Regions from separate parts of the Mus musculus genome. Here all the other regions are linked to region 1. A link is a loop called in an ENCODE intact Hi-C map of the cell type or tissue named here. Cell type or tissue: heart. All regions are shown on one strand. Region 1 overlaps 4933408J17Rik (RIKEN cDNA 4933408J17 gene). Region 2 has its middle 44 kb from the start of Gm26239. Region 3 has its middle 29 kb from the start of Gm26239. Region 4 has its middle 5.8 kb from the start of Gm26239. Region 5 overlaps Fgd6 (FYVE, RhoGEF and PH domain containing 6).

Region 1 (5,000 bases):
AACTGCAAGTCCTTGGAGAGAGGCAAGAAGAAGCCACCAGGCCTGGCCAGCTCATTGCCAAGACACCCACAGGGATCTAGAAGGGTCATTCAGCAGACATTCCTGTTTGTCTTGTCACAATCAGTCAACGTGCATCAGGAAACAGTTCATGTATCATTCCTTCCTCTTGGAACTTTTATGTATAGCCCTTATAATGACCGGGACAAGGCAGATGGCACTGTGGGAATAACACGTGTTGAATAAATAGAGAATTGAAGAAGAAAAACAGCTTCTTTTAGTGTTTTAAAATATGAATGCCTATACACCTTTAATCCCAGCACTTGGGAGGCAGAGGCAGGTGAGTTTCAAGGCCAGCCTAATCTACAGTGAGTTTGCATAGAGCCAAGGTTTCACAGAGAAACCCTGTCTTGAAACAACAAACGAACAAGCAAGCAAGTAAACACACACCACACAGAGAAACTCTGGCTTGAAAAAAAAAAAAAACCCAAGTAAATGATAAATAAATATGCTTCAACTGACTAAATCTGTCTAGACCCGTGGTTCAAAACCTGTGGATTACAACTCCACAGGGTCACATATCAGATATCCTGCACATCAGATATTTACATTACGATTCATAACAGTAGCATAATTACAGTTATGAAGTAGCAACAAAAATAATTTCATGGTTGGGGGGTCGCCACAACATGAGGAAATGCATTAAAGGGCCCCAGCATTAAAAAGGCTGAGAACTACTGCTTTAGACTTTGGGAGAGAGAAAGTGTTGCTAGCCTATTTTTATGAATGAGGAACTCAGTCAGAAAGCTCAGAGCCAAGGGTCTGGGATGCTACACTTAACCATGACATTCATCCACCTTCAATAGGACAGAGGTATGCACGCTTCTGAAAGACTCACACAGACGTGCATGGAGGAATAGGAAACAAATGTGCACGTATTTAATATTTCCAGACTCGTATTGAAAGTGGTAAAACAAGACACAACCTGAATGCTCAACAAGTAAGGTATAATCCTCATATAGATATTATTCAACCATTAAAATATGGCTATACCACGGGAGGGAGTGTAATCTAGCACCCGGAAGGCCACGGCAAGAATTTGATGCCATTCTGGGAGATGTACACAGAGAGAGGAGAGCTAGGATTGGGGGTGGGGAGAATATTCTGCTACGTGTTGGGGATTGCCTAGTACCAGGCACAAAGGAGTACATTAACAAAATCTCCGAAGCGGAATTCAGTATTAAAACAAGATACATTGTAATTGTGTAGTGCTGGTATAACAGAATTCAAGACTAGAATTCATGCCAGTTCAGATAGATAATGTCCCTTGGTGGATTAGGGAGTGCAGTTGGTAAAGTGCCTCACAAACTTGAAGCCCAGAGTTTGATGTCCAGACCCCATATGCAAATATTAGGCGGTGGGCGGCTCAAGTTTGGAATCCCAGAGGTGAGGTGGCTCATAGAAACAAAACAATGGAGGTAAAAATGGGACGAATTTCCCAGGCAAGGAAATCGGGGCGAGGAAGGGATCGCTAGATGGAGAGAATATCGTGAGGTGGAGGTGTACTAAGAGAAGGGCTTGTGGTCGGAGAGTAGACTGTTCGGGTCGGCGGGAGGAAGCGCTAGAACAGCTGTTTCAGGATGCTGGCATTGGGTGGCCAGCGGGATTACTAAGCACCAACATCCGGACCTCCATCCTCATTTTGTTTTGTAGTCCGGAAGATGAGAGATAGCTGCGGCAAGAGGTGAAGATGAAGAACTAGAGTAGAAAGCTTCAGTTTTGAAAATTGTATTCACTGGAGACATTTGAGGTGAGGAGACCGTGTGGTGCGGGGCATTGTGGGAGAACTCACATGGTGCTGCTGCGCACCGCAGGTTCTCAGTTGGGCGGTTACGTAATCGATATCCAGTATCATTTTACTCCAAACTCAGCACCGCCACCGTGTGGAAACACGACAGAGAACCCAACTGAGTTTAAGGTCGGTTTAACAGCTAAGTGGTTCGGGATCTCTTTACTACCAAAGATTTGTGTTAGTTATCATCGTCTTCCTAAACTCAATCTGTAACTTGGAAAATAAAAACAATTTATTGGTAATTTGTTCTCCCATTTTTATAAATCAGGTAAGTGCTACTCAAAACTTCTGACCAGACCTATAGTTTTTATTCCAATAAAAAGCAAAGAAGTGTCAGGAGTGTATACAGACTCTATTAAAATAAATGCACAGTGTGCAAGCTTTTTGCTTGTTAAGAATGAAAATAGGTTTGAAGCTTTCAATACTACCAGCAAAGTGAGTCAGGCTCAGGGTCTTTGATATATATAAAATCTCCTGTCTGTGTTAAGACAACTGAATCCTATAGGAAATACCTGGCATCTGTTTTTCGAAAGAGGGAAAGAAGCTGCTGCTAGCAACTACTAAATAGGTTGGGGACACTGCTAAACAGTGCACAACAATCACAATAAGAATCTTTAGGGGGAGACAGGGAGGGCTCACCAGAAATCTTCAGCACCCATGTGAAAAGCCAGGTATGGCTGTGCAGGCCTGTAACCCCAGGGCTGCGGAAACTGGAGGACCACTGCATCTTCCTGGCCCCCTAGCCTAGCTCCCAGCTCAGTGAGGGACTCTGTCTCAAAGGAATAGGTAGAGAGTGACAGAGCAGGATTCCCAAATGACCTTTTTCTTGTCTCCATGTACTTGTACCCACACATACACGTGTATCTCAGCCCATAACACACACACACACCTAATCCCATAACACACACACACACACACCTAAACCCATAATACATACACACACATACACAAACACCTAAACCCATAACACAGACACATACACACACTTCACAAACATATCTCTAAACCCATAACACACATGTGTACATACACACGTGTGTGTGCACTCACAAGTATACACACATGGGTACACACACGTGGGTACATACACATGGATACACACACACAAATACATAACTACCTGGTGCAAAATAATACAAAAAGGTTGAAAACCATGATCTAGTCTAACCGTTCCACTCTGTGAGTGAATCAAATGAGATTTTGAGGAGTGAGATGACTTCTTAGTTTTTAGTTTATTAACCAGTATCTGTAAGGGTTCCGGAGACACAGCATACAAAAATGTATGCAAGACTTGAGTGGGTATTTCTTCAGAGAACCACCGCACCAATGGCCAGCAAGCACGCGAAGGGATGCAGCATCGTTAGTCATTGGGCTAACGTGAGTCAAAACCACAAGTGCTCTACCACCTCAAACTGGAAGATGGCTCAGACTGGTGCTCACACATCCAGCTGGTGGCGCTACGGAGAGGTGACTGGATAGCAAGGAAGGGTTTCTCAGTATAGCCCTGGCTGTCCTGTAGACCAGGCTGGCCTCGAACTCAGAAATCTGCCTGCCTCTGCCTCTGCCTCCCAAGTGCTGGGATTAAAGGTGTGCGCCACCACCGCCCAGCAGAGGGTGCTCATCTTACACTGGTGACTTCACAGTTGAATGGGCTCCCAGGAGGCAGCCCAGTCCAGTATGGGATCCCAGCGCTTGAGCAGGACAGGAAAGGTATGCGCACGGGAGATGGCCCAGTGTGGGAAGCTACTACTTGAAGTGGCGCTGCTGATCATGCTGGTCAAGGGCTCTACGTACAGGAACTAGATCCTTGAGATCATGCCTTGGAACAGTGTATTTTGTCCCTAGCACCGTCTATATCTCTCAGCTTCATGGCTGGCATGAGATGGTCTTTCACCATATACTCTTGGCATCATGAAGTTCTGCCTGACGGCAGAGGCCAAAAGGGACGAAACAGGCTGATTGTGGACTGAAATCCTGAAAGCTGGGAGCCAAAAGAAAAAAGTGCTCTGTGCTTTAAAAGTTTAAAAGCCACAGCGACAGTCTCATGTCCTATTACGTACTTTATAACGGTGTTCTTTCAAATCTTCTGCTCCCTCACACACTGCTTTTTCTATGACCTTTGCATACAAGCACAGTATGTGTCACCTCAGGTCTTCTCAGTTTTGTCTGGCTCCTAGATCTTGGTTACAAACGGGACAGCCCGAATCCTCTGCAGTGACCGGCTTATTCAGTGTGGTCTCAAGTTCTGCCACCTGAACCTGACCCCAGAGGCTCCTTCTGCCACATCTAGGCACTCCTGTTAAACTATTAAACTGGGATCTGATTTTCGAGTTGCCACCTTAGTAAGGAGGTGGGAACTCTCCAGGGGACATTAGGAGGCAGGAGGGGACTGATGTGCAGGCAAAGAAACCCCCCAATATCTCTCTCTCTCTCTCTCTCTCTCTCTCTCTCTCTCTCTCTCTCTCTCTGATGTTCTCCACTGCCTATTTCCACAAAGCCTGTGCAGATATGGTCACATAGCACTATGCAACTAGTTTTGTCTCTGTGAAGAAACACCAACAGACTCAAAACCATAAACCTTATAGCATATGTGTCTCCTTCGTCTCCCTTGTCTTTATGCCTCATTCACCACCCCGAGATTCTGTCTGCCCATAAAGTGTTCTCATTTAAATCGTTCTTTAGAGTAGTGGTTCTCAACCTTCCAAATTGCTTGTGACCCTTTAAGACAGTTCCTCATGTTGTGGAGACCCCCAGCCATAAAATTATTTTTGTTGCTCACCCCATAGCTGAAATCTTGCTATTATGAATATCTCATACGCAGTATATCTGATACATGACCCCTGGGAAAGGGCTACTCAACCCCCCTGCCCCCCAGGGGTGGTGACCTACAGGTTGAGATCTGTGCTTTAGAGTCTGTTTTCTAAAGATGATGGGGCTTAGAAGTTGAGGAACTACAGGTCAGAGGACCTGAAACACTGCTTCTTCTGGGTGCTTGGACTTGTAGAAATATTGTAGAAAATTTGAAACTTGTAACTGGTACATCCCCCAGTCTTGTAACTTTGGTTTCTCCCATAACCTGGGAGACAAATATTCTGTCTGTCTTGGTTTTATTACGTATCTCTCCTTGTGCATTTTACTCTTGGTCCTTTGC
Region 2 (5,000 bases), 170 kb before region 1:
GTGGGCACAGGTCACGGGTTCTGTCTTAGTTGCTTTTCTCTGTAGACCAGGTTGACCTTGAACTCAGAGATCCGTCTGCCTCGGCTTCCCAAATGAAGGGATCAAAGGCGTGCACCACCGCTCCCTGGCTTTTCTTGGTTACTTTCTATTGCTGTGACAAGACACCATGACCAAGGCAACTAATAGACTGTTAATTGATGTACGTTGAAGGAACAAAGGCATGGCAGCCACAGCTGAGAGCTTACATCTTGATCTATAGGCAGGAGGCAAAGAGTGTGTGTGTGGGGGGGCGTGGACAAGGGGGTGTGTTAGGGGGAATGGTTTGAGTCTTTTGAAGCCTAAAAGCCCACCCCATGTAACATACTTCTTCCAACAAGGCCACACCTCCTGAAATTTCCCAAACAGGTCCACCAGCCAGAGACCAAGTATTCAAACATTTGAGCCCACGAGGACCATTCTCATTCAAACCACCACAGGCTGGGTTCCTTTATCGGCAAACCTCAGTGGGTTTTAGGTATGCTTTGGAACTGAGATGTCTGTATTTGTAAACATGCTCTTGTTTCATCTACAGGGGAGAGTAGGAGCTGGTGTCATGGAGCAAAGGCTATAATAACATAAAGGGATGTATGACTGAGGGAGAGTCGGTGAGCCCATTTCCTCCCTCGGGGACCCAAAGGATTGTGTGTAAGTGACAGCTTTGAGTGTGTGTATGCAAATTTGTCTGGATACCTTATTAATTTGTTAATTCAAAAGTTATTACCTTCATTTATATTTGTGTGCACATGTGTGTGTGCATGCCTGTATGTGTATGCACATATATGTGTGTGTTTTGTGTGTATGCACATGCCACAGTGCATGTGTGGGACTCCCAGGTTTAGGACTCAGTACCCTCTGAGCCATTGTTTTTGCCTCCTATAGTTTCTGTAGGGCCATAAGTGAGTTTCATTTAAAAGGATTCTCTTGGTGGTTCATGAGTCTAAACCTCAGCGTTTGGGGTAGTAAGAGAATCGAGAGTCCAAGATACCCAGTGAATATGAGGGCAGACTGGACTGCATGAGTCCCTGTTTTCAAAAGGCAAAATTAAGTTGGCTAAAAAAAAAAAAAAAGATTCTCTAGGAAAGTTATGAGACACTATGTCGAGTTACAGTGTGACAGAGGTATGGCAGAGTAACCCTAAGAAAGCCTACCAGGAGGTTAGTAATGAACTGTGAGGGCAGCAAAGATATTAGTGGGCAGAAGCTTTGCAGCTCAGCACAGCCATGGCTGAAGAGGACAGTGTGACATGCCAGACAAGAGACTCTGGTTCCTGCCAGGCAACAGCAATAACGTCTGGCTATCGCACTCCAAATAAAATCTATAATGAAATGGTCAGAGGGCAAAGACCAGGGCTAACGCAGTTCCTGAAGATGCCTGATGTCCCACAAAGTAAAGGCAGAGTAGAGACACTGGATAAAGGGGGACATAGTTTCCGTGATAGAGATGCAGTGCTGGGGGAAAGACTTCCAGCCAACAGCCTTGGGAAAAGGAGAGCCTGTTGAGTTCAGGGAGACAAATATTTACGGAGCGAGCGTGAGACGGGAGAATGAGTAGCTTCCCACTTTACCAAATCCTATCCTTTGTTAAAAGCAAAATGGAGACAGAGCAGAATTCTGTGTGTGCGTGCATGTGTGTGTTTGACTTGACCACTGAAACTATTTCTCCCCAGACTTCCTCCATTTTTCCAGTTAGCCAGACAACTGTCAGACAACAGGAAAAGAGCATACATAGCAACCAAAGAGGTATGTGTTATAGGAAAAAAAAAAAACCCATGGTTCTAGGAAATCAAAGAAAATCCTAGAATAGATCTAATAATGGCTTCTCAATTTTAATTATAGCTCACATCAAGAAACCTTCACATTCTAGAAACACTACCTGCTCATCTTTCTGAAGATCTCTCAGAAGCTCAGGCGTGAGAATGTAGGGGGTGGGGGGAAATCCAAAGTAAATTACTATGTAACAGTACTACTGAGATTTCATTATATGAGACACATATTGGCATATTTCCTTTATTTTTTTAATTTTTAATTTTTTTGTGGGGGGGGGGTCAAGACAGGGTTTCTCTGTATAGCCCTGGCTGTTCTGGAACTCACTCCATAGACCAGGCTGGCGGCGAACTCAGAAATCTCCCTGCCTCTGCCTCCCAAGTGCTGGGATTAAAGGCGTGCACCACCACCGCCTGACCGGCATATTTCCTTTAGACGTCTTGGAAATGGTACAAAATGAGCCATATTGTGGATGTGGTTATCGCTTGTTCACAACGTCTTGTCATTTCAGTCCCAAGCTAGAGTCACTAAAAGGACCAAAAGAGCTATTCAGTAGGACCAACATTTGAATTAAGTGCGAAGCCCCTCAGATGTGCTGGAAATGAGGAGGTTCATGGGAGCAAGAACAAAGCCTATGCCAGCTGGTGAGGACTGTTAGCATGTTCTAAATTCATCAATTTGTGCTGGGTTGTGACCAAGTCTGCAAGAGTATACAAAGGTGGGGCGGGGGAGCAGAGCTGCAGGGGACAAGGCTGGGAAGAACCTCACACCACCAAGCTGCTCAAACTGGTTAGACCTTCGTTTCCCACTGAGTGTTGTCCGTGAGTAGAAATGTTTTCCTATGTGGCAACAGACGGGATATGATACTTCTACTCCCGCTAAGTGAGTATGCTGAGCTGGGGAGTAGGGCAAAGCATTATCATAAATCTACTGAAGCCAGCCGGGCCAAGAAGTGGGAAGCAAGGTGCCAGTAACTACAAGCATCCTGTTTAGTGTAAAGGAACTGATGTTTATGGGTGGCGGATTTTTTTGTCTGCATGCAGTACTCGTGGTGGCCAGGAGAGGGCATTGAATCACAGGGATCTACAGGCATGGAGGCTTGTGAGCGATTCTGGGTACTGGGAATGGAATCCAGGTTCTCTGGAAGAGAAACCAGTGCTCTTAACCACTGAGCCATCCCTTCAGCCAGACAGTTTCCTTTTGAAATATTCTCCTCTTCTGTTCCTTTCATATTCCCTTACTTATTCTCCAGTTCTATTTGTTACTCTCTCCAATTATGTATATGTATATGTATATGTATATGTATATGTATATGTATATGTATATGTATATGTATATGTATATGTATATGTATATGTATATGTATATGTATATGTATATGTATATGTATATGTATATGTATATGTATATGTATATGTATATGTATATGTATATGTATATGTATATGTATATGTATATGTATATGTATATGTATATGTATATGTATATGTATATGTATATGTATATGTATATGTATATGTATATGTATATGTATATGTATATATGTATAATGTATAATGTATATGTAGTATGTATATGATGTATATGAAGTATGTATATGTATATGTAGTATGTATATGAAGTATGTATATGAGTGATATATCTGCATGTATGCCTGTGTGCCAGAGGAGGGCATCAGATGCCCTTATAGATTGTTGAGAGCCACCATGTGGTTGCTAGGAATTGAACTCAGGACCTCTGGAAGGATAGCCAGTGTTCTTAACCACTGAGCCATCTCTCCAGGCCCCATCTCCTTTTTCCCATCTCCTTTTTTTTTTTTTTTCTTCTTGGCTTTTTAGAGTGTTTTGCTACATATCCCCAGTTGGCCCAAACTCTTGATCCTCCTGCCTCTGCCTCCAGTGTGCTTGCATTACAGGGATGGCTGAGTCTCTGGCTTACTTGGCACACTTTCTGCTAGGGTTTTTGTGTCCCAGTTGATGGACAAATACTGACATGCCTTAGACATTTAGTCAAGGCCCAGTTACTCTTTACCTACATCCTTGTCCTGGTGATCTTCTCTGTGGTAGCCTCCATTGTTAACCCTGGTTTCATTCCTCTTGCTTCTTATTCAGGTTTGATACTGGCAAAGCATACTTCTCCTGCCCTGGACTTGGGACTTGAGACTGGGCATGTATAATAGTTTAGTTAGTGATCTATTGGCAGAGTTAAAGATGCATCATGATCTTAGATAGGATCTCCCATACTTCCTCTTGCTCTCTTGGTACAGTGCCGTGGGCCTGGCCTGGAAGGACTGTGGAAAACTAGGAGGATAGGAGCCATACAGAATAGAGATGCTCGCTTGACTTGCAGATAGAGACAGAGATGCCTAGCTAGAATGTCAATGTCAGATGCAGGCACAGACTCTCGTGGTCTTAAGGCATTGTCAAGGTTTGTATATGCTTGGCCCAGGGAGTGGCACTATTTAGAGGTGTGGCCTTATTGGAGTAGGTGTGTCATTATAGGTGTGGGCTATAAGACCCTTGTCCTAGCTGCCTGGAAGCCAGTCTTCTAGCAGTCTTCAGATGAAGATGTAGAACTCTCAGGTCCTCCTGCACCATGCCTGTCTGGATGCTGCCATGTTCCCACCTTGATGATAATGGACTGAACCTCTGAACCTGTAAGCCAGCCCCAATTAAATGTTATCTTTATAAGAGATGCCTTGGTCATGGTGTCTGTTCACAACAACTAAACCCTAACTAAGACAGGCACTGAGGATTGTCTATGCAGCAACAGCAAACCATCACACCATCTGTTTGTTTGGACTTCCAAATATAGGGCCTTAGCTTTGGCCTGGCCCTCTTTGCCTTTCAGACTTGTATATTCTGTTGAGTACTTGGCTTCTCCATTCCGCATCTAAGACACATTTCAAACTGAAACATAAAGAGTAGTAATAGATACTTTTTAAAAATCAAGAGACGACTATTTTTATCCCTAAAGCTGCCTTCTCCCGTCTAAGTAAACTATATAATCATCCTCCTACTTGTTCAAACCCCAAACAGAAGGCACTCCCGATTCTCCTTTCTGTCTCCGTTTATATTTAGTCTGCGACCGAGCCCTGTGGGGCTCCCCGTGAACTATTCAGAACACAGCCACTGTCCTCTGCCTTGTGTAGCGTCTCTGACTTGGAACACTTCAATACCCCCTTTGTCAAAGTGTTGT
Region 3 (5,000 bases), 180 kb before region 1:
GGCTGACTTTGAACTCGCAGCATTCTTTGCGTCTTGGCCGGGATGACAGGTGCATACCACCGCATCTGCCTCGGTTATATCCTTGATCCCCTAACAGTATGGGATTCAGCTTTCTATAAAGGTTCCCAACCACCTTGTAATCAAAGTAGCAGGGGGTGCATTAGAGGGATTCGCTCAATGAAAAAAAAAACATTTAAAAAGGTCTCATAAGAAGTAAATGATGGGATAAGTCAATCAAATGGACAGAGTGGAAGTTGGCTCCATTGATTTTGCTGTGCTTTTCTTACAAACCATCCAGTCAAGTAACCTACCATGGGACCACATCATTAGAGAAGCTTGTAGGGTAACGTTTATGAAGTTTCGTTAATCAGCAAATACAGCTTTTTCGGTAGTGCAGGGCAAGTGTAAGATGGTGTTTCTTTTATGAAAAGCTGGATGTTCTAGGAAAAAAAAAACAAACAAACAGGAATCTACACGGGCCTAGAAATGTTGTTAAAAGCAATGGGGTGGACAAACGCAGGAGACAGTAATGTGGAGAGTCCATGATCTTGTGAATTCTAGCTGCTGAAGCTGGATTCAAAGCTTCCAAAGAAAGCTGTCTGACTTCTTTTTTTTTTTTTTTTTTGTTGGACAATAATTTATTGAGACCCCTCCCTCCCAGCCTCTCCAATTCCGGGGTCACTTTCTCCGTTTGTAGATCTTGTTTGCAAGTTCCATGAAGATGGATGGGGGCAGGGGCGCAGAGCACTGCTCTATGAGACTCTTGAGGTGGTTGTAACTGTCTTCCTCATACTTGAAGAAAGCAGACTGCAGATCCAGCGCCTCATACAGTGCTTTCACCCGAGCCACTTTTTCTGGGTCCTTCTGCCCATAATTCTCCTCTAAGATCTGGCACTGTTGAGGAGAGGCTCGTAGCAGACACTGAACCACCAGCCAGCTGCATTTGTTGTCCTGGATGTCAGTGCCGACCTTTCCCGTCACACTGGGGTCTCCAAAGAGATCAAGGTAGTCGTCCTGGACCTGAAAGAACTCGCCCATCTCCATCAGGATCTTCAGGGCATTGGCGTGTTCCTTCTCCCCATCAATGCCTGCCATGTACATAGCGGCCGCAATAGGCAGGTAGAAAGAGTAGAAAGCTGTCTTGTACTTGACAATCGATTTGTACCTCTTTTCAGTGTATCTACCAAGATCCACATGGCCCTGGGGTGCTGTCATGAGGTCTAGAGTCTGCCTGATCTCTGTCTGATAGGAACTCTGCAGAAAGCTCCAGCAGGTTCAGGTAGTAGGGCTGCTCCCTGCAGTAGAACTTCAGCAAACGATAGATGGAGGCTTCCAGAAGCAGAGCGTCGTTGATGGCATCTAAGCCTATGCCTGGCTTCTGATACCAGCAGATCTGTCCCCGGCGAGTGAGGGAAGAGTCCATGATGTCATCTGACACAAGGAAGAAAGCCTGGAGCAGTTCTACACACCAGCCCACTGTCAGGGCCTGCTGAAGACTCTCAGCATCCTGTTTCTTCGGCTCTACCAGCTCCTGGAAGGCTTGTACCACAGTCAAACCCCGGTTGTACTTGCCTCCTAAGGCATTGTACTCTAGGACCTCCTTGAGCCGGGCAATAGCATCCCCTATCTCTGGGTGTCCCAGCTCCTTCTCAGTCAGCACCTTGACGATCTGGGAGAAGTGCTGGATGAAATTCTGCTTTTCTTGGTTATAAGCATCCAATTTCTGGTTCCCATTCATTCTGACAGAGGAGCTAAATGCTCTGTTCTTCAACTCGGATTCTCCCGGGCAGCTGTCTGACTTCTGACTTATGTACTCAGCTAAGAAAAAGAACAACAGCAACAACAACACTACTCCAAATACAGAAAACACTTGGCCCATGCTTTCATTTCCCTAGAAACTGTTCCGTTGGTCTTAAAGGAGTTGAAGCAGTCCAGCAAACTTTTGGCCAAATGCAGTGTCACCATTAGATTCTGTATATCACACTTCCCAAAACAAGTGTCATGGAAGCTTTTGTAAGAGTAGCTTAGCATAGTAGGGCAGAATATACGTGTATACCCACGCATCCGTTATTTAGCTATTTCAGTGAATGCTTACTACACTGTCCTTTTTTGAAAAAAGTCCACAAGAACATTGGGTTGTATTGATCATCATCTGTTTGATAGTTGATAGTATTTAAAGATTTCAAAATAATTCTTTTTCATGAATGGATCAAGGTTGTTCTGTTTCAGATATTGCTTCTTCTTTCTCCTCCTCCTCATTTACATATTTATTTGTTTGTTCATCTACCCACCCACTCATTCATCCATCCATTTATCCATCCATCCATCCATCCATCCATCCATCCATCCATCCATCCATCCATCCATCCATCCACCTATCCATCCACCTATCCATCCATCCATGCACCCACCCACTCACCTATCCATCCATCCATCCATCCATGCACCCACCTACCCACCTATCTATCCATCCAGGCACCCACCCACTCACCTATCCAACCATCATCCATTCATCCATCCATCCAACCAACTATCTTTATTTTTGTCAGAGTCTCCTGTAGGGAGACTGGTCTTGAACCCCTAATTCTCTTGTGCCACCCTCCCCCCCCCACCCCCCGATGTTCAAGGTTTTGGGCTCAATGCTTGCCTTTTCTTGTGTAGTTTTGTTATTTCTCTGTACTTTAGGAAGGAGATGTAATAGCTATTATCTTTATTTTACTCTTCCTGGATGTTTGATTACTAGCCTCTGCCCTCAATATCCCTAATAATTTAGGGCAGGCAAACCAGCATGGCCTCCAGAGGGCGCTGGAGTCTCTGTGAAAACTCCCAAGTGGCCTAAGTTACCGAGACAGGCAGGTTGGAGGATTCCTGATTGGCATCCTAAGCTCTGCTCTGTCTCTTGAGTGTCAACTCCAGGGTTAGAGTCCCTGTTTCGTCCTTGGGGATATTACTGCCCCGCTGGACCTTGTCGGCAAGAGGGTGATGGTGGATCAGAACGCTTTCCTGAACGAACCTTTTCTCAGGATCCTAGCAATAGTGAGGCTCAGCTCTGTTGCCCCAGGGAGGGTACAGGACCCCCAAGGCGGTCTGGGCTCAGGGACTGTGGCCCGAGACAGATCCCAGAACACTCTAAAGTAGTTTTAGGAAGCAAGCTTTGACATCATCGTTGGAAAATACCAGGGCTTCAACTTCTAGTCCCGAGTAAGTGAAAAGCTGTTTTAAATCAACTCAACTCAAGAAAGCCACTGCTGACCTTGTGCCCTCAACTTTGTGAACTAAGAAACGTTCATATGGAATAGCTGTCATTAATAAGGGCGAGCCAAAGGTTAGTAATGCCCAGGGGATGGCTTTCATTGTTCTGTAGTATTTGTTTCCCTTCTATGACATTCAGTGGCTAAGGGAACCACGTGGTTCTAGTATGTGGTCTGGGAGCCCATCACTAATGGCATTCTTGGAACAGCAGTTGGCCTTACCGAGAGAAATCCTTGTGGGGGGTTATAAAACGTCAAGGTTATAAACTTCATGGGGTTCTCAGGCCAAGGAGGAATTTTTATTAATTCTTTAAATGCAAATGCCCAGCAAAATCTCCACCTGTCACACCCCCTGCAGAGCTCCAGGTAGGAAAGAATTGCAACCTTCTCAGCTGGGGGCCAGGACTGGGGAAAACCTGATCGCTCAGAGAAGAGCTCTGCTGTCAAATAGTTCAGTGGAAAAGGCTGCTTTAGACCCAGTTCCTTCCCTCCAAGAACTGTATCAAACAGACGTAAAATAGAGGAATCCCTCTATCTCTCTAGCACTCCATGGTGGGACACGGTTCATAATGAAACCCACACGAACCCTGGCAGGCACCCAGGGTGGTAGGTAAATTGTTAACTATTTTCTGACGACAGTAAATTGTGTGTGATTTAAAGCAAAACCTCTTCACTTTAAATCTGTGCCTCACAGACTTATCTCAGATGTTCCTGCATACTCCCACCAAGAGTACAACTATCTGGTCTCCATTATTTTTTTTTGTATATAAGGAAGAAATGTCTAGCTATAGAAAAACAAATCGACATGTGCCAATCATCTTCATATTCTGACCGAGGACATATTGGGTTGTTTTCAAAGATCTGTCTGTCTTCTTATGATCAAGTCAGTATTGTACAAATTTCACATTTTATCATGTCCCTGTAAGCGGGCCTGTGTGCTTTTGTTTATAATGCATATAGAGAAAGCTGCAGGCTAAAGGAGCTATTCTGTACCAGTGTGTCCTAGTCTAAGGCAGTGGTTCTCAACCTTTGGGTCATGAACCCTAGGGCGGTTAAGTGACCCATTCATAGAGGTCACATATCAGATACTCTACATAGCAGATAGTTGCATTATGATTCATAAGTGTAGCAGAAAAATTACAGTTCTGAAGTAAGAATGAAATAATCTTATGGTTGGGAGCACCACAACACGAGAAAAGGTCCCAGCATTAGGAAGGCTCAGAACCACTAGTCTACAGGCTGAAGGTTCGCCACCCTATGTGTGTGCATTGTGCATTGTGTATAAACACATAAACATATGTTTGGTCAGTTTTTCTCTCCTCCTCCTCCTCCTCCTCTTCCTCCTCCTCCTTCTTGAAGTTCTATGTAACCCTGACTGGCCTGGAATTTGCTGGGCTCCTTCTGCGGGTGGCTCCTGAGTGCCGAGGTTATGGGTATGTACCACGAGAGGACACCCGAATAGCATCTCTTTTACTCACCTTTGAATCCTCAGTGTTTTACCTCGGTGCCCAAAGTAGACATTCCACAAGTAAGTAAGCAAAGGAATGCACATGCTTTTCTTTTTCAACGTATTTATTATTTACTTGCTTATTTGTGTGTGTCTGAAGACAACTCTGTGGGTAGGAGCTGGTTCCCTCCTTCCACCTGTAGTCTATCTGTTGTCTTGATGTTTACTCCAGGCTGAGTGGCCCACAAACTCCTACGAGACTCTCCACCTCCTCCTCCTCCTCTCCTCCTCTCCTCCTCCTC
Region 4 (5,000 bases), 220 kb before region 1:
AAAGAATAAAATCGCCATGGTCCTTCTATACTAAAAGGAAGGGGGAGATGTTGGGAGCAACCCTGTTTGAATGTCAACTGCCTTGTCAGCCATAAGTGCTTGCTTACAAAGTCTTGGCCTTAGTGGAAAAGTACTAGCTTAGTTGAGATTTCTGTGGGAAAAGTTGAGGCCTCTGTAGGAAAATACTACCCCCAGTTAAGATCAAATAGCTATAGATCTTGTGGACAGGTACCTAGCAACCCACTCTGTTCTGTTCCTCCTGCAGAACTTTTTACCTAGCCAATATCCTGCTTTTGGGAACAGGTGCATTCCCCCCAGAAACAAAGCAATTCTGCGTCATCCCCTTCCTCATATTCTGCTTTGGTGGGCATAAAACCTGCCTAGAAAAAATAAAATTTGACAGCTTGATCAATCAGACTTGCCGTCCATCCTTTGTGTTTCTCGCCCCCCTTCTCTCCACAGGTGGTTCCTCCTACCCTGTTTGACTGTCCCTCAGGCCAAGACACACTAGGAGACCTCAAAGCCTGCCTACACAGTGACACATTTCCTCCAACAAGGCCACACTCCTAATAGTGCCACTTCCCATGGGTCAAGGATATTCAAACCACCACAGAGTGGATTGCTTTTCTGAGCTTTGGAGCATTGTGGAGAACATTTCATAGCTTTGCCAGTACCTCAAGCCTCAAAACAACATATCCAGAGTTGAATATTCCTTGTCTCTCTCTCCACAAACATTTTCTTCTTCCCCGGTTTTCTTGTGTTAGTGAATACCATACCCTAAATAGTTAATGCCCTCAACCCTTCCTTCTGTCCCATCCTTGCATTATTCTCTCTCTCTCTCTCTCTCTCTCTCTCTCTCTCTCTCTCTCTCTCTCTCTCTCTCTCTCTCTCTCTGTGTGTGTGTGTTTCTGTGTCTGCATGCACTTGTGCCATGGTGTGAATCTGGCAGTTATGTGCAGGAGTCAGTTCTCTTTTTAGTACGTGGGTTCTGGTGATCAAACTTAGGTCATCAGATTGGGAGCAAGTGCCTTTCCCTGCTGAGCCATCTTGCTAGTCCACCTGGGCCTCCTCTAAACTAGTACTTCAGATCTTCTCTCCTCTTACAAGCTGGGGTTGTAGGCATGCTCTAGGCATGGGTTGAAAGTTATCTGGAAACAAGCAAGCACAGTGATAGCTATAATCTTGGCCACACACAAGATAAGAGGACCATTTTATCTCAGAAAGTTGGAGATAGTAGCCTGGGCAATATTGGGAGACCTTGCCTTTTACAGTGGGGCATGGTGGTATATGCCTGCAGTTCCAGGACCAGGAAGACCAAAGGGGGGTTGGGGGTTGTGAGTTTGAGGCCAGTCTGGACTATGTATGCACAAGACCTTCCCTCAAAAACAACAACAAACAAACACCCTCAAAACAAAAACCTCCAAACAAACAAAATATACTTTAAAAAAAGAAGAAGATAACAGCAAAAGAATCAAAGATATCGGTCCCAAGTATATATGAGACCATAGGTTCAGCACTACTAAAAATGAAATACAGAAAACAAAAGCCAGGGGGCGTGATGACAGTCATCTGTGGTCTTGGGTGAGAACTATTAGTTCTTGTCTTTCCAGCTGTACCAAAAATGCCCCTCGAGAATTGAGTCCACAGCTGCGGCTTTGACAGTCAAGAACCCGGGGGTCTTGTTTAGCGAATAAGGGCTTACTGTTGCTCGTGAATAACAGCTCATATGGTGTTCATAATAGAACTGGCTGGGAGGCTGGCATTCAGGCGCAGTTCAGGGGTTAGCGGGTGCGAATGGCTTAATGAAAGATGACACTTCACAAAATACTTCAAGGCCAGCTGCTGGTGGAAGAAATCCATCTGGGAATTAGCCTCTTAGGAGTATAAAAGCTGGATTAGTTTAGATTGCCATAACCGAGTGACTCCAAAGTGGAGGGCTGCGTGATCGTCTAGTACGAAAGAAGTTATTTATTGCAGTTGTAGGTAAACGTACTTGAAGATGAACTGAGCCTGTTGTCTTGAATGTCAAGGTGATTTCTAATTACTCATCAAAAAGGTGGAGAAAACAGGTGGAGGAGATGACTCAGCAGGTAAAGGCATTTGCCTCCAAACCTGATGATCCAAGACACACACACACACATGAGAAAATGGTCTTGGTCTATCTTATACTGAAACACTGGCTTTTTCATTTTGTGTTCTGAGATAGTGTCTCAAGGAACCGAAGCTGGCCTGGATTTTTATGTATCTGACAAAGACCTTAAACTCTCGATCCTATTTGAATGCTGGGATTTCAGGAACTGGGTTTTTCCCTTGGAACTTTTCTGTGGAATTTCTTATTGTTAGAGCATTTGGCCACAAGGGGGCGACCAGGATCCATTCAGCGGCAAATCTGCCAGCTCACTGAGAAAGGGCAAGCGGTTAGAGTTGTTAATTTCAGTTTGCCTTGAAAACTGCTCAAAACGTTCGTTGCTAGATTCTGACTCCGAGTGAATAGACAAACGTTGAAAGGGGTTTGATGTGGGCTCCTGTTTCTTTTTTTCCCCCCTCTGAGTTTAGAGTCACAGTAGACTGTAGTTGCACCAGAGCTCTGCTGAGTCCTGTGCACAAAGCCATCTTTAGAGGATTGATGGTTGCTCTTTTAGAGCCTTACTGTCACTCCGCCTTTGTAATAATGATGCTGTGACACATAGTTGAAAATTCCTTCCTATAATATTCTGTCAGGATTTCAGTAGTTCACTCTTGGTATAAGGGTGTGAGAACCCAGAATTCTATAATTTTAGTCACCTTTGCCCTCCACCCCTTTTTTTTGATATGGGGTCACGTGAAGCTTAGGGTGGCCTCGTGCTCACTCAGGGTGTGGTAGAGGTTGGTCTTGATCTCCCTTCCTTTATTTCCAAAGTGCTGGTATTACAGTTGTGTGCCAACATGCCCAACCTTATCACCATCATCATCACCACCACCATCATTATCATCATCATCATCATAATCAATTTTTTGTTTCCTAATGCAAGTTAGAATGTAGGGATTCACACATGTTAAATAAATACTCTTCGACTGAGCTACATTCCCCAGTAACTTTTGGTCAACTCCTAGGTTTTATTCTTACCTGTGTAAGGGCAGGGGATGCGCAGACCAAAGGGATATTCAGTTTTGTTTGAATGGAGAAACAGAGGCAATCACAGTGGCTGCTCCAGGCATACAATATCGAGAAGGAACTAGTCACAGCCATCACAAGCCACTTAGCGAGATGACCACAGTTTGAGGGACGGCCAGAGATCTCACTGTTTTGGTCAAAGGTCCTACCATAGCATGTTTGAAGGCGTTGGCTGACAGATGGCCTTGGAATATAGCAGAGGCATAGAGACATGCTTATATTTATTGATGAAGCAGGAATTCTAGAGCTAGATAAGACATTTCCCTTCCCTTCCCTTGCTTTCTCCTACCTGTTTCTCCCCACCCTCCCCGACCGTCCTTGCTCCTTTTTTTTTTTTTCCTCCTTTTTTCAAGACAGGATTTCTCTGTGTAGCCCTGGGTGTCCTGAAACTCACTCTGTAGACCAGGCTGGCCTCTGAGTTAGAGATCCACCTGCCCCTGCCGCCTCCAGAGCTCTGGGATTGAAGGCATGCATCACTCCCCCACCCTCACCCCCGCATCTGGGATTAGAGGCCAGCGTCACTGCATATGTGAGGCATCTTCAATCATTCTGTCTCAACTCTCTCTCTCTCCAAATGAAAAGTGAAGATTTACATAGAACCATAAGTCTTGGGCTGGAGAGATGGCTCAGTGGGTAAGAGCACTGACTGTTCTTCTGAAGGTCCTGAGTTCAAGTTCCAGCAACCACATGGTGGCTCACAACCATCTGTAATGGGATCTGATGCCCTCTTCTGGTGTGTCTGAAGACAGCTACAGTGTACTTACATATAATAATAAATAAATATTAAAAAAAAAAAAAGAACCACAAGTCTCAGTTTCCTCCCACTTTTCCCTTTCTCTTGTTTTCTTTAAACAGAGCCTCGGTCTGCAGCCCTAGCCTGGTCTGGAAGCCACCATCAGACCAAAATGACCTCCCGACCTCACTTTATCTCTTGCCTCTGCCTCCCAAGCGAGCGCGCGCTGGGATTCTGGGTGTGGACTAGTGTCGTTTCAATGTGAAGCATCAGAGTAAACAAAAACAAACACTCCTGACCCCATTAAGTCCCACACTGCAGATCTGGTTGTATATATTTATTTACTTATTTTTTCATGTGTTCAACAATCAAACTTATACCCATTCAGTGGACTAGCCACTGAGCTGCAATTCCCACCATCTCTTTATGTTTTTGTTCTAAAGGTAGTTCAGGGAAAAAAAGAAATCAATAAAGAAAATTATATACGATTCCTCCCTGCCTTCCTTATCTTTGAGATTTAAAATGATATTTTCTTGTTTGTTTTTTTTTTCACTCATGGAAAAAAAATACAACATTTCTTGGGTTATGGAGTGCAATATTGGAAGCCATAACAAGTTATCAAATGGAAAAGAAACACAAGAGAAAGAAACTGCTTTCAAGGTTTGCTTCTGTGCACCCCCCTCAACCCCCAACCCCTGCCCTTGATTTCTCTTCTAAAACACAGCACTCATGACCTACTTTGTCTGGTACTCGGCTCCTCTGTTTGGTGGTTTGCCCCAGCATCAGAGTTGTAGAGGCTAGACTGACTTCTGACTTGCATGCACATTTTTTTTCCCCTCATTAATCCAGGGCACAGAACAGATGGCCTGGGTGCTGTTTTAGGCTAGAAGAATGTCCAAAATATGTGGGTGTGAATTTTGCCAAAGGGTCAGTTGAATTCGGAGCACAGACACCAGCCTGGAAGCAGGTCACATTTTAATGCAAAAAATGCACATTCATCAAGTCCTCGTGCTTTTCAAAGAGGCGACTGCCAGCTACGGGGAACACAAGGGAGAGGCCGGCATTCTGGTGGGACTACCTTGAACCAGGGCTCTTGGGTACCCTGACGGCTGG
Region 5 (5,000 bases), 520 kb before region 1:
CCCTGAGGCATGGCAAAGCTTCCGTCTTGCCAGGGGAAGTCACTAGAAATTTAGATCTGAAGGCATCCAAAACGCACAGGGAGGAAGGCATGCGGCTGATGATATATAAAAGAAATCACGAAGATTATTGAAATATTCTGCTTACACACTAAGCTTGACCTTCTCTCAGATTTAAAAAAAAAAAAATGCTTGTTAAGCCAGGCACAGTGGCTCATGCCTGCCACTCTAGCTCTTAGGAGCCTGAAGAAAAAGGGCTGTCTGGGGTCTAAGGCTACCCTCGATTACATGGTTGCGTTTCAGGCCAGCCTAAGCAACAGAAGGAGAGGCTCTGTCTCAGTAAGACAAGACAAGTTATTTTCACATTGACTCTACTCAGAATACATTCCATACATAAGCCATGTTTGATGAATCAGAGCTTAGCAAGCCTATGACTAAAAATGCTAGGGTCAAGACCCTATACAATGCTTCATGCCTGTAACTCCAGCACTTGGGAGGCGGGTGAATTCAAGGCTAACCTCCAGAACAGTGAGACATTGTCTCAAAAGCAAACAAAACAAATGTTAGGGTGGCCAGGAATTCATCCTTTAAAAACAACAACAACCAGTTAGTTAGTTGTATCTGTGTGAGGCACATGCATGCCACGATGAACATATGCAGGTCAGAAGACAAATTATAAGGGCCAATCTCTCTTTCTAGTATGAAGTTTTGGAACTGAACTCAGGTCATAAGGACTGGCAGTAAGTACCTTTCCCTCTGAGGCATCCTGCCACCCCAAGTTTCCTTTTTAATAGATATTCCTAACATCCAAGTGACTTCCCTTAAGCTTGTAGTTAGCTGAAGAGTCTTGATAGGAAAGCTGATTGACCTAAATGCCAGGCTCATGGCAAGTTCCTCTTCAGTTCTTGCTCATCTACATAGAAATATATTCCTAGAGAAGGAATTGCTCGTTTACCCAAGGAAAGCTTCCTGGAAGGCGTGTATTAGGAGAACCTGAACTCAGCTTCATTCGCCAGAGCCTGGTAAGCATTTAGGTTGCCTTCCTCTGGTTGGCTGTTTGGTTCGGACTAGTTAGTGTTCAAACTAGGCTGCTGGCCTACCAGCGTGAAGTTTTACAAACAGTTGAGTACAGTCACTACACAGAACATATACTAAAGGTGCTGCTACCACAAGCTATTTTTTAATGATTTATTTTTATTTCACGTGCATTGGTGTTTTGCCTGTATGAGTGTCTCTGTGAGGGCCTGGGATCCCCTGGAGACACAACAGACAGTTGTGAGCTGCCGTGTGAGTGTTGGGGATTGAACACCCGTCCTCTGGAAGAGCAGCCAGTGCTCTTGACAGCTGAGCCATCCCTCCAGCCCCGCTTCAACAAGCTAGTCATCAAGGAAGGAATGCTGCTAAGCTGGCCTTCTGCCAATTAAAAAAAAAAAAGTGACATCGGTGTCTACAATTCGACTTTGTAACTAACCTGCCAATCCGTCTACGGTCCCTTCAACAGTTATGAATCAGTCGGGGCCTCGGCAGCAGCCAGCGGAGGATGACTACTGAGAGAGAGTGAGTCAGGCAGCACTGAAACCTCCAGCTGCCCGTGACTGGCTACAGCCAGGGTGAAACCAGGAAGGGAGACCAGACAGACAACCTGCATCCTCATGGCCATTAGTTACCATCTCCTAATTAGGGCCTGGCCCTGTGGAAACCTTCACAGGAATCACGGGGCAGGAGATGATCCAGCTGCCAGGTTAGGCCTGTACCATCATGAGTTTCCTGCCCCGGCCTAAACTAATTAAGTATAAAGAGTTGTTTTTAAAAAAAAAGAAAAAGGAAAAAAAGAAACTGTTGCAAACCCCCATGAGACTATTGGTGCTCTTTTAAATCAAAACTAGGAAAGAAGAAAACCAGGAGTGGTGGTGCCTGCCTGTGACCTCAGCACTTGGAAGATGAAGATCATAAGTTGGAGACCTCATATTAAAAGCAGGGAGGGAGGGGGGAGGGAGGGAGGGGGGTCAGTCAGAGAGAGGTGTTTGGGGAGACAGAAATGAGAATTACTGGTATATAGACATCACGAAATGCACCTTTAGGCCACCAGGTGGTGCCATTGATTAATTAACTCTTGAGCACCCTGTCCCTTATCAGGAGCGTGAAACCATTGAAACACACCACAGGCAACCCCGAGGGATAGGAGAGCTACCTTTCTACTCACACAAGGCCCAAGGATTTGGGGGTGGGGGTGGGGTGGGGGTCCTAAAACACTCCATCTTCTTGAAGGTCTACATTTTCTACACCAGAGCTTCTAGTAAGCCTCACCCACTCTTAATTATCATCAACCAACTAAAAATAGAAACTACTCAGAGGTTAACCCTCAGTAAGTGTCAGTCATTGGCAGTACTCTAGAACTTACTGCCTCCAAAGGGCCAGAGTCCCGGACTGTGCTGAAAGTGGTTGGTGGCAGAGCACAGGAAATGAACTCTGGAGGAGGGTTGTTCCAGAGTCAAATGTTTCAAACTGAAGGACAAGGCTCGCTGTGTTAGTTCAGATTTCTTCTTTCCTCTATAATCTGCGATGAGTTTTGTGACACATGAAAGAACTGCAGGATCATGAGAGAGGACATCTATTCATGCAATGAGCCTGGCTTTACAAAGTCTCCAAGTTAGAAACCAGCAACTTGAAATTACCCTGGCCCTCCAAAGATCATGTCGTCTGAAATACGAAACAGAGGTCCACACGTCAGCAGTTTGGGAGAGACTCCTGCCGTTCTTTCTAAGGAATCAGAGGCTGAGATGTTTACTGGCTTTGGAAAGCCATTTGGCAACTGTTCTGCTAAAGGAGCGGAGCAATCAAATGACTCCTGACAGCATTCTGCTCATGGCTAGACAAGTGCCCTGCTCAGCCATCATCAGAGAAGCTCTCTCCTGCAGGGGATGCAAGCTAATAAAGAGAGCCACTAGTGGATGATATGCAGAGGGAGGAGAGGGAGGGGAAGGGGAAGAGGAAGGGGAAAAGGGAGGTGGGGAGACCTTAGAATACTCAATCCTCAAGTAGGAGGTCTCCATCAAATCCCTCCCTTCAGGGCTCAGGGAACTCTATAAGAGCCAGTGCAGATGGAAGGCACCAAGAAAGAAGACCTCTAGACCCAACAGGACTGATGCACATAGGACCTCAGAGGCTGTGGCAGCACACACAGGGCCCTTGCACAGGGCTGACACAGACAGGGTCCTGGGTGCTGGGGGTGGTGGTGGTGGTGGTGGTGGTTACAAGCTCCTACCCCTAGCCCAGAAGCCCAGGTTATTATCTCCAACTGATAACGGCTCACAAAGGAAGGCACACAGACTTCACTTAAGGGGCTGCCCCATGCCAAAAACAAAATAAACTCAATGGTATTTTTGGAGACAATTTTCTTTCTCTGGGCATTTTTTTGTTTTAACCTGATAGGTCTTTTGCTTACATACTACAGTTTCTGACTTTGAGTTTTATGGTATGTGTGTTTGTGTGTGTTTCGTGCTTTTTCTTTCTTTTCTTTTTTTTCTTTTCTGTTTGTTTTGTTTTACTCTAGCTTGTTTTTTTGAAGAGAGAAAAGAAGGCATGAAGTTGGGTGGATGGGGAAGATCTGGGCTGAGATCAAGGAGGGGAAAGAGTCATCAGAATATATTGCATACATTTTTTTTTCTGTTAAAGAAATTCTTACTTCCCTGCTCTAGTAATGTCCAGCCAAGGAACAACCTTGTAGCTTTTTTTTTCCAGTTCACTTTTATTTATCTTTTTTGACCCATTCATATTTATGGTGTTGGAGATCAAACCTAGGCTTCACATGTGTTAAGCAAGCATTTGACTACTAAGTCCCTATAGCACTTCTGGATATGAACAAGAATGGGGGTGGCTAGTACTATAGTATATGACAGCAATCCAGCTACTTAGGAGACTGAGACAGGAGGATTACAAAATTGAGGGACAATAACAACACCCTGTCTAGGGTAGGGACCAACCAAATTAGACTGAAAAACAAATAAACAATACACTATATAAAATAGTGTGAAACCTACTTTAATAAAATGCATTATAAGAAATTTGGTGAGTTGAATAATGAAGAAAATTTAAACCTTGACCATCTCTCTAAAATAACATATACAATATTTTTTAAATAGGTTTTCATGCAGCCCAACTTGTCCTTGAACTCCTGATCAATAAAGCTTCCACAAATATAGGTGTGTGCTACGCAGATGGATAGTCTCTCTCTCTCTCCCCCTCTCTCTCTTTCTTTCTAAAAAAGACAGTGTCTTGCTATGGAGCACAGGCTGGCCCTGAGCTTTCAATCTTCCTGCCTCAGCTTCCTGAGTGCTGGGATTATAGCTATCACTTTCGGCATGAGCACAATTTTGGATTGTTTCCTTCTGGCTTTATAAATGCCTGGTGTGTCTTGGCAATCTATTGCCTGACAGTAGTCTTAAATCTATTGTCCAGGCACAGTAGATGCTATGAGCAGCATCTTATCTCACTCCTGAAAGTTAACAGATTTGGATAAAAGGTGTAATCGTTTTAATTCTAATGCAGATCACTGTCTTGATAATCTGTCCTTTTTTTCATATTTCAAATTGCTTTTGGGGGAAAATCACTATGAAAAATTAAGATTTTGAAAAGCAATCTCAAAAGGCTGGCCATAGACTTGGTTGACCTTGAACTCGTGACCTTCCCTCTCCCACCTCCCAGGTGCTGGTATTAGGAGAAAATGCACACACTTCTCTAAAGATGCTTCTAGCAACTTAGGACTTCTAGTCTGCTGTCCGCTACACGTCCAGTCCACTCCACACGGAAGAGCAGAACCAGCTCTGCCCCCATAACCATCAAACGTAGACGGTTTCTATTCAAATGCATTCCCAGTTATACTGAGCATACAGATCGGAGCCATCTTCAGCCTGGACTAATTCTGTGAATATGTACTAGGGAAAGTGTGTCCTTTGGGTGGACATTTAGGGAGAATCCCCTAATACCATAACTGGGAGTATGTA

What was found. Peaks named below come from ENCODE experiments on the same cell type or tissue, not always from the same donor. Only the 100,000 strongest peaks of a DNase experiment are listed, where the experiment ranks them.
Region 2: it touches region 1 in a loop (4-fold over the local background); 24 of 42 quality-filtered maps call a loop at or near these places.
Region 3: a loop joins it to region 1, with 7 times the contacts of the local background. A loop is called at or near these places in 24 of 42 quality-filtered maps.
Region 4: it touches region 1 in a loop (6-fold over the local background); 20 of 42 quality-filtered maps call a loop at or near these places.
Region 5: it touches region 1 in a loop (2.4-fold over the local background); 2 of 42 quality-filtered maps call a loop at or near these places.

Annotation. Positions count from the first base shown.
Region 1 is chr10:93,591,027-93,596,026 of GRCm38, reverse strand. It overlaps 4933408J17Rik (RIKEN cDNA 4933408J17 gene), which reads right to left. Exons shown (of 4, transcript NR_045810.1): 2 at 1-217. Among named protein-coding and RNA genes, the nearest start is that of Snrpf, 3.9 kb to the right of the region's middle. In heart, CTCF peaks have their summits at 1,943 (motif pointing left), 3,265 (motif pointing right) and 3,465 (motif pointing right); a DNase peak (open chromatin) is centred at 1,896; H3K4me3 peaks cover 759 bases; H3K27ac peaks cover 316 bases; H3K27me3 peaks cover 600 bases.
Region 2 is chr10:93,761,132-93,766,131 of GRCm38, reverse strand. No RefSeq gene overlaps it. Among named protein-coding and RNA genes, the nearest start is that of Gm26239, 44 kb to the left of the region's middle. In heart, a CTCF peak has its summit at 2,855 (motif pointing right); no DNase peak of the experiment used is centred here; H3K27me3 peaks cover 518 bases.
Region 3 is chr10:93,775,398-93,780,397 of GRCm38, reverse strand. It overlaps the pseudogene Gm3571. Among named protein-coding and RNA genes, the nearest start is that of Gm26239, 29 kb to the left of the region's middle. In heart, a CTCF peak has its summit at 2,800 (motif pointing right); no DNase peak of the experiment used is centred here; H3K27me3 peaks cover 1,107 bases.
Region 4 is chr10:93,810,592-93,815,591 of GRCm38, reverse strand. No RefSeq gene overlaps it. Among named protein-coding and RNA genes, the nearest start is that of Gm26239, 5.8 kb to the right of the region's middle. In heart, CTCF peaks have their summits at 1,552 and 2,361 (motif pointing right); no DNase peak of the experiment used is centred here; H3K27me3 peaks cover 315 bases.
Region 5 is chr10:94,113,552-94,118,551 of GRCm38, reverse strand. All of the region lies in intron 8 of Fgd6 (FYVE, RhoGEF and PH domain containing 6), which reads right to left. Among named protein-coding and RNA genes, the nearest start is that of Nr2c1, 32 kb to the left of the region's middle. In heart, a CTCF peak has its summit at 2,090 (motif pointing right); a DNase peak (open chromatin) is centred at 2,071; H3K4me3 peaks cover 349 bases; H3K27ac peaks cover 1,841 bases.